2 separate regions of the Homo sapiens genome follow, and region 1 is linked to region 2. Evidence: chromatin contacts called from ENCODE Hi-C or POLR2A ChIA-PET data. All regions are on one chromosome and are shown on one strand. The core of a region is the stretch at or near the end of the contact, and the rest is flanking DNA. Distances in the headings are between cores, read along the strand shown.

Region 1 (4,059 bases), core at 1,234-3,733, 120 kb after region 2:
AGAAAATGAGGATCACAGAGGTAAAAGTAACTTGTCTAAGGTCAAACAGCTAAAATAAAACCTTCATTCAATGAATGTTAATTATACTAATTACTACTAATCTTGAGATTGCCTCAATATATGCAGCTTGGAACATGAGACTGATGAAACTTTAGGGTAGCTACTGGGATAATGAGTGACTGAAGGAGCTAACCCTACTTTAGGCTGCAACCAGCACCTACGTCCCAAAGGGCTAGAGTGGCGTGGGCAGGCATTCTATCTCTCTGCAGAGTGTAGCCATAAAGTGGAGAGGGTGGGGCCAGAGCCGGCTGAGAGTGAACGTATCAGAAATGCCAGAAGGTGGCAGTGTGGGGTGGTACCTGGAGAGGTATGCCTGGGGTCAGTGAGATGGCTGGGCCTCACAGGGACGGGTTTGGCAAGGATTAAGCTGCATTCATGATGGGACTTCAGTCTTTCTGGGATTAGGGTTCAAATCAGAAACAGGATAAAGTTCAGTAGTGACAACACAGTCACAGCATGGGGTCAGAGGGGATTATAGCTCTCAGGGTCATGGAGGGCCCTGGGGACTCACCCCACAGGCTCATGGCCTGAGGACCCCCAATATCTGACCAACGGACTAGGGGTTGGTAAGCCAACAGCTCCCGGGCCTCTGTGTCTGCTGTCAAGGGAAAGCGCACGGGGAGGGAACCTGCATTCATTGGGCAGATTCAAAGCCTATGTTAGCCATGTTTAGGCCCCAAGAATACACGGACATTTCAAACTCAGGGTTCCTTCCCCTGTGTTCTGTGTTCTAGCACAACCGTTCTGCTTTTTAAAACCTTCCTGTAGCTCTCTTGATTCAAATGAATACATCACTTAGAAGTTAAAACCAAAGGACATAGCGTATATCCCAGATGAACAGCAAGGATGGGTCTTTGAGGTTTGCTTTTTCAACAGCAGTTTTGCCTCTGGTCTCTGCACCAAAATCGGGTCCCTTCCTCATCTCATACATTCTCTCTTTGCTTTTACAGTTCAGAAAACTGCAGCATGTGACCCTCAGTGTGTGTCCCTCTGTAAAGCATCCACTTACATAACTTTTCCTGCTATTATCTAAAAATATATCAGTGCACTTGGCTTGAGAATGTTTTTGAGACTTAAATTTACACTCAGCACTTCAAAAGCATCACAGTAAGCCTGTTGAAACTTCCAGTGTGAAAGCTCAGAAATTCTAATAAGCACTAGACTACACTCACAAATAAAAAACATTCTTTCCAATCCTCTCCTGTAGGACTCAGGGAGAATAATTAGAACAATAGAGATAATACTCTCTGAAATTAAGCCAATTTCAGCTCTCTCCAAAGGTTTTCATTAAATGCAGGGGAAAGCCAGAGATATGAGCTGGAATCTTTTCCTAGCCACTTGCTGGCTGTGTAATGTGGGATCATTTGGCTGATCTTCCCAAATCTCTGTTTCCTTATTTGTAAAATGGGAGTATTTGAAAACTCCAGGAGTCATTGGGAAGATCAAATTCTATTATGCACCTGCAAGCTACAAAGCTGTTGTACACCTCATAACTGAGCGCCTTCTTTTCCTTTTCCTTCTTTTTTTGTAATTTATGTATTTATTTTAATTTTTTTAAAGTAGAAATGGGGTCTTACTACATTACCCAGACTGGTTTTGAAATCCTGGGCTCAAGCGATCCTCCCGCCTCAGCCTCCCAAAGTGTTGGGATTACAGGCGTGAGCCACAGCACCCAGCTTTCTTTTTCCTTTTATCTTAATTGTGCTTTGGTTAGTTTTTGAGACTGAGACATTTGACAGGACTTTGAGATGGGCCGCATGGCAGAGGAAGACCAGGAACTGAGACTCTAGCGTGGCTCCACCTCTCACTGCATTGTCTCGGGAAAGCAACCTTCATTTCTGCATCTCAGTTTCCTTTTATCTGAGAGATGTGGATCTTGACCAAATAATCATCAATGTCTCCTCTCAATCTATGATTTAGGGTTTAACCTTTAAATTCGGCAGCACCCTTTCATGAATGGTCTGAGCCAATGACGAGACAGCAGCATTTCTCTTTTGGTATTGCCAGATTAGAGGTCTCGCTGGTGGCTTTTGACTCATACCTGTTTTCTTTCCTGCTTTGCTCTATGCTTTCCACAGCGGTGATCTCATTCAATTCTCACAAGAACCTCATGAGTCAGAAAAGGCAGATATGACTGTCTGCATTTTACAGATGATGAAAATGAAGCCTTGGGAGGGTGATAAATCTGCCCAGATCACCCAAGTAGTTGGAAAAGTCAGTTCTCCAGAGGTTGAAAGGGCCTCGACTCTCCAGGGACTGGGGAAACCCACAGAGAGAAACCCACTCCCCTGCATCCAGCCTTGTCTGAGCTCCCATCCTCTCTTGTAACAGCCTCATAACCAGTCTTCCTCCTCATGCCCTTCCCCTACCACACAGTTGCTTCTCAACACAGCAGCCAGAGTGGAGTTTTAAAAATGTAAGTCAGGGCTGGGCACAGTGGCTCATGCCTATAATCCCAGCACTCTGGGAGGCTGAGGTGGGTGAATCACCTGAGGTGTAGAAAGAGAGAGAAAGAAGAGAGAGAGAGAGAAGGAGGAGGTGTCACACACTTTTAAACAGCCAGATCTCATGACAGATCACTCATTATCTCGAGGACAGCACAAAGACATTTGTGGGGGGCTGCCTCCCCATGACCCAAACACTTCCCACTAAGCCCCACCTCCAACACTGGGGATTACATTTCAACATGAGATTTGGAGGGGACAAATATCCAAGCCATATCACTCCTCCTCTGCCCTCACTAATTGTATATAGTTAATTGGCCTACATGTCTTTCTTCCCTGATAAAGTGTGACTGCTAAAGTCACACTTGCAGTTCTGAGCGAACCAGGATGATGGTTCACCCCCACTGTGAGCTCCATAAGAGATCCTGTCTCACTTTTCTTTGTCTTTCCAGAGTCTAGGTGAGACCTGGAGCACCAAAGTGTTAGTTAAATAAAAAATGTACACATGCGTACTCCAGCTTTTAGAGGCTGGACTGTGTTCACTTTGAACTACTTTAAAATGAGCTCTAGGCTGGGTGCAGTGGCTCATGCCAGTAATCCCAGCATTTTGAGAGGCCGAGGCAGGCGGATCACTTGAGGTCATGAGTTGGAGACCAGCCTGGCCAACATGGAAAAACCCTGTTTCTAGGAAAAATAAAAATAAAATAAAGTAAAATAAGCTCTACACATCTTGGAAGAAAGTGAGAAATATCACTATGAATAAATCCTATTAGAAACAGGTCTTTTTATGCACCCTGGCAGGCTGGTTGGCCCGTTCAGACACACCTTGAAATGTGCAAATCGAATACACAGGGTGGCCCTCAGCCTGTAGTATCTTGCTGCTCAAAGCATGGTCCATGCACTAGCACCAGTGGTATTGCCTCAGAGCTTGCTAGAAATGCAGAATCTCAGGCCTTACCATAAAACTGCTGAATCGGAATCTACATTTTAAGAAGATCCCAGCTCATTCATATACATAGTAAATGTCAAGAATCGCTGCTTTAGGGCCCGTTAGAAATACCTGTGGATCCACATCTACTTTGCCAGCCTTACCCTTGCAAATGTTGCTTTGAAAGATTGCCAGGTAGTGCTCAGGCATCTGATTTGGAAAAAAAAAAAAAATGTTTATTCGCCAGGCGCGGTGGCTCACGCCTGTAATCCCAGCACTTTGGGAGGCCGAGGCAGGCGGATCACGAGGTCAGGAGATTGAGACCATCCTGGCTAACAGGGTGAAACCCCGTCTCTACTAAAAATACAAAAAATTAGCTGGGCGAGGTGGCGGGCGCCTGTAGTCCCAGCTACTTGGGAGGCTGAGGCAGGAGAATGGCGTGAACCCAGGGGGCGAAGCCTGCAGTGAGCAGAGATCATGCCACTGCACTCCAGCCTGGGCGACAGTGAGCCGTCTCAAGAAAAAAAAAAATGTTTATTTTGACATGCAGCAAAGATTGAGAATGGCTAGAAATGTGTTTTTCTTATTGCCCTTATTCCTGAAAATATGATACTTGGACCACCTGTA
Region 2 (4,100 bases), core at 1,544-4,043:
CTATAAAATAGAAAAACACAATATAAAATTGTATGACAGAAGCAATACAAAACTTGTCATATCAGTTACCATACATGGACTAACCTCACCCATTGAAAGAAAATAACTTTTAGAATACATCACAAAGAAAATCTAAAGTTTATGCTGTACATAAGAAACACCCCTAAAGCAAGCAATTCAGAAAGTTTGAAAACAAATGGATGAGTGAAATATACCAGACAATGCAAACAAAAAGAAAACAAGTTAGTCATTTTAATATCAGACAAGGTTGAATACAGGACAAAGCATTAAATAAGTCAAAATGGGCTTTCAATTTTGTTAAAAAGTGCAATTAACAGTGCAGATAGAAGCACTGAATAACACAATATCAATATTCACAAAGGTAAAACTACAGGAAGTACAAGAAAAAAAATAAACACTTGTGCTTTGTTTTATTCTGTCTATGAGAATCAACTCACTAAATCCAGCCCACACATAAAGGGAGAGGAATTAAGTTCCACCTCTGAAAGATGTTAAAGGCTAATTTATAAAAAAGTATTGTGCCTTCCATCTTAGCCTCTCTTTCTCATTTTTGAATCACTGTCTCTGGGGAAGGCCAGTTGCCATGTCTTGAGGATACTCAGGTAGCCCTGTGGAGAGGCCCGTATGGTCAGGAATTAACTGAGGCCTCTAGCCAAGAGCCTTTGAGGAATGCAGGCCTCCAGCTAATAGCCATGGGAGTGCACCTTCTTGGAAGTAGATCCTCCAGCCCAGTCAAGCCTTCAGATGACAGCAGCCTCAGCCAATAGATTGACTTAAATTTTATGAGAGATCCTGAGTCACAGCCATCCTGCTAAGAAACCATCTAAAAAGGAAAACATAAAATCATCACATTTGCAGTTGATATGATACTTGAAAAACCTAAGAAGATAAATGGAAAAGCCATTAAAACTGAATTCAGTATGACTATTCAGAAATTAGTTGCTTCTGTATATATAAATATCAACCAGTTAGCAAATAAAGGAAGAAAAATCTTATTTACAATAGCAATAAAAATGTAAGATACTTAGACATTAGCTTTCAAAATTTGTAAAATACATATAAGATACAAACCTCAAAGACACAAAAAGGATATTTAAACAAATTGAAAGACATGTTATAGTCTTAGATTTACCATCATAAAGATGTCAATTATCTCCCAGTTAGCCTATAAATTTAACCTGATCCCAAAAAATATATTTTCTTCTCAAGCTCCAATGAGCTATAAGGGGCACCACACTTTGGAGACCACTGCCCCAGATCTGTACTGTTCAACACAGTAGCCATTAGCCACATGTGATTTATTGAGCTCTTGAAATGTACTAATCCAAGGCTGGGCATGGTGGCTCACACCTGTAATCCCAGCACTTTGGGAGGCTGAGCTGGGCGGATCACTTGAGGCCAGGAGTTTGAGACCAGCCTGGCCAAAATGGTGAAACTAAAAATACAAAAACTAGCTGGGCATGATGGTGCATGCCTGTAGTCCTAGCTACTTGGGAGGGTGAGGCAGGAGAATTGCTTGAACCCAGGAGGTGGAGGTTGCAGTGAGCTGAGATTGCATCACTGCACTCCAGCCTGGGTGGCAGAGTGAGACTGTCTCAAAAAAAAGAAAGAAAGAAAGAAAGAAAGAATGTACTAATCCAAATTGAGATGTGTTCAATGTGCTGGATATTGAAGACTTAGAACAAGGAATGAAGAATGTAAAAACCTCTCTTTAGTAATTTTTATATCAATTACATACTTTGGATACATTGGATTAAACAAAATATATTGTAAAAATTCATTTCACTTGTTTCTTTTTGCTTTTTAAAATATGACTATTAGAATATTAAAATTACATAAGTGGCAGGCTTGGTAATTTTGCTGGACAAGTGAGCTCCTGGAAAGTGAAGGTCATGGTCTATTCACACCCGTATCCACAACTCAAACCTACCCATTGAGTAATTATACCAGAACTAAATAAAATTTTGCAGATATCAGTACAATTTTGCTAAGAAGTAAGCTAATTCTTTTAAACTATCAGGGACTGAATGAACATAGGACTTGAGTAAAGATATTGCTTAAGCTAGTTTATTCAGGAAAGCCGCAAGAAGAAATGAAGTGAAAACATGCACTGTGAGGGTGGTTTATTCAGCACTGTACTCAAAGATTAGGCTGAATCTCTGCATTAGAATTGAATATGTTTCCAAAATCACTTTAAAAGCTGGCATTTAGAAATTAGGGAGGAGCTGGGAAGGAAAGAGGATAATTTCCAAACCCTCGTCAGTTCTCATTCAAGCGTGAGCGACGCGCAGAAGACGGGTGATTTCTGCATTTCCAACTTAGGTACCGTATTCATCTCACTGGGGAGTGTTGGATAGAGGGTGCAGGACAGTGGCTGCAGTGCACCGAGCATGAGCCAAAGCAGGGTGAGGCATTGCCTCATCCGGGAAGTGCAAGGGGTCAGGGAATTCCCTTTCCTAGTCAAAGAAAGGGGTGATAGATGGCACCTGGAAAATCGGGTCACTCCCACCCTAATATTGAGCTTTTCTCACGGTCTTAGCAAACGGCACAGCTGCAGATTATATCCCATGCCTCACTCGGAGGGTCCTACGCCCACGGAGCCTCACTCATTGCTAGCACAGCAGTCTGAGATCAAACTGCAAGGCGGCAGCGAGGCTGGGGGAGGGGTGCCCACCATTGCTCAGGCTTGCGTAGGTAAACAAAGCAGTCAGGAAGCTTGAACTGGGTGGAGTCCACCGCAGCTCAAGGAGGCCTGCCTGGCTCTATGGACTCCACCTCTGGGGGCAGGGCATAGTGAAACAAAAGGCAGCAGAAATCTCTGCAGACTTAAATGTCCCTGACTGACAGCTTTGAAGAGAGTAGTGGTTCTCCCGCACACAGCTGGAGATCTGAGAACGGGTAGACAGCCTCTTCAAGTGGGTCCCTGACCCCCGAGTAGCCTAACTGGGAAGCACCCCCCAGTAGGGGCAGACTGACACCTCACACAGCTGGGTACTCCTCTGAGACAAAACTTCCAGAGGAACGATCAGGCAGCAACATTTGCTGTTCACCAATATTCACTGTTCTGCAGCCTCCGCTGCTGATACCCAGGTAAACAGGGTCTGGAGTGGACCTCCAGCAAACTCCGACAGACCTGCAGCTGAGGGTCCTGACTGTTAGAAGGAAAACTAACAAACAAAGGACATCCACACCAAAACCCCATCTGTACGTCACCATCATCAAAGACCAAAGGTAGATAAAGCCACAAAGATGGGGAAAAAACAGAGCAGAAAAACTAGAAACTCAAAATCAGAGCGCCTCTCCTCCTCCAAAGGAACACAGCTCCTCACCAGCAATGGAACAAAGCTGGACAGAGAATGACTTTGACGAGTTGAGAAAAGAAGGCTTCAGATGATCAAACTACTCCGAGCTAAAGGAGGAAGCTCGAACCCATGGCAAAGAAGTTAAAAACCTTGAAAAAAAATTAGACGAATGGCAAACTAGAATAACTAATGCAGAGAAGTCCTTAAAGGACCTGATGGAGCTGAAAACCAAGGCATGAGAACTACGTGACAAATGCACAAGCCTCAGTAGCCGATTCGATCAACTGGAAGGAAGGGTATCAGTGATGAAAGATGAAATGAATGAAATGAAGCGAGAAGAGAAGTTTAGAGAAAAAAGAATAAAAAGAAATGAACAAAGCCTCCAAGAAATATGGGACTATGTGAAAAGACCAAATCTACGTCTGATTGGCATACCTGAAAGTGACGGGGAGAATGGAACCAAGTTGGAAAACACTCTGCAGGATATTATCCAGGAGAACTTCCCCAATCTAGCAAGGCAGGCCAACATTCAAATTCAGGAAATACAGAGAACGCCACAAAGATACTCCCCAAGAAGAGCAAGTCTAAGACACATAATTGTCAGATTCACCAAAGTTGAAACGAAGGAAAAAATGTTAAGGGCAGCCAGAGAGAAAGGTCAGGTGACCCACAAAGGGAAGCCCATCAGACTAACAGCTGATCTCTCAGCAGAAACTCTACAAGCCAGAAGAGATTGGGGGCCAATATTCAACATTCTTAAAGAAAAGAATTTTCAAC

The links. A loop is a pair of places that touch in the nucleus more often than their neighbours do. ChIA-PET counts read pairs that join two places held with the same protein, here RNA polymerase II (POLR2A). Pooled maps may share reads with other maps.
Region 1: a pooled map shows a loop between it and region 2 (3-fold over the local background). The contact joins two enhancer-like sites. A Hi-C loop is called at or near these places in 12 of 50 pooled maps. POLR2A ChIA-PET finds 5 or more read pairs at or near these places in 2 of 52 experiments (MCF 10A and activated T-cell).

The regions. Positions count from the first base shown.
Region 1 is chr15:59,917,373-59,921,431 of GRCh38, forward strand. No RefSeq gene overlaps it. Among named protein-coding and RNA genes, the nearest start is that of FOXB1, 85 kb to the right of the region's middle. RefSeq lists enhancers at 2,254-2,303, 2,364-2,473. Within about 2 kb of position 2,484, at least 2 of the 41 ENCODE cell types and tissues checked have a DNase peak (open chromatin) inside an H3K27ac peak, as active enhancers do.
Region 2 is chr15:59,801,109-59,805,208 of GRCh38, forward strand. No RefSeq gene overlaps it. Among named protein-coding and RNA genes, the nearest start is that of BNIP2, 110 kb to the left of the region's middle. RefSeq lists an enhancer at 2,514-3,042 and a silencer at 2,775-2,824. Within about 2 kb of position 2,794, at least 3 of the 41 ENCODE cell types and tissues checked have a DNase peak (open chromatin) inside an H3K27ac peak, as active enhancers do.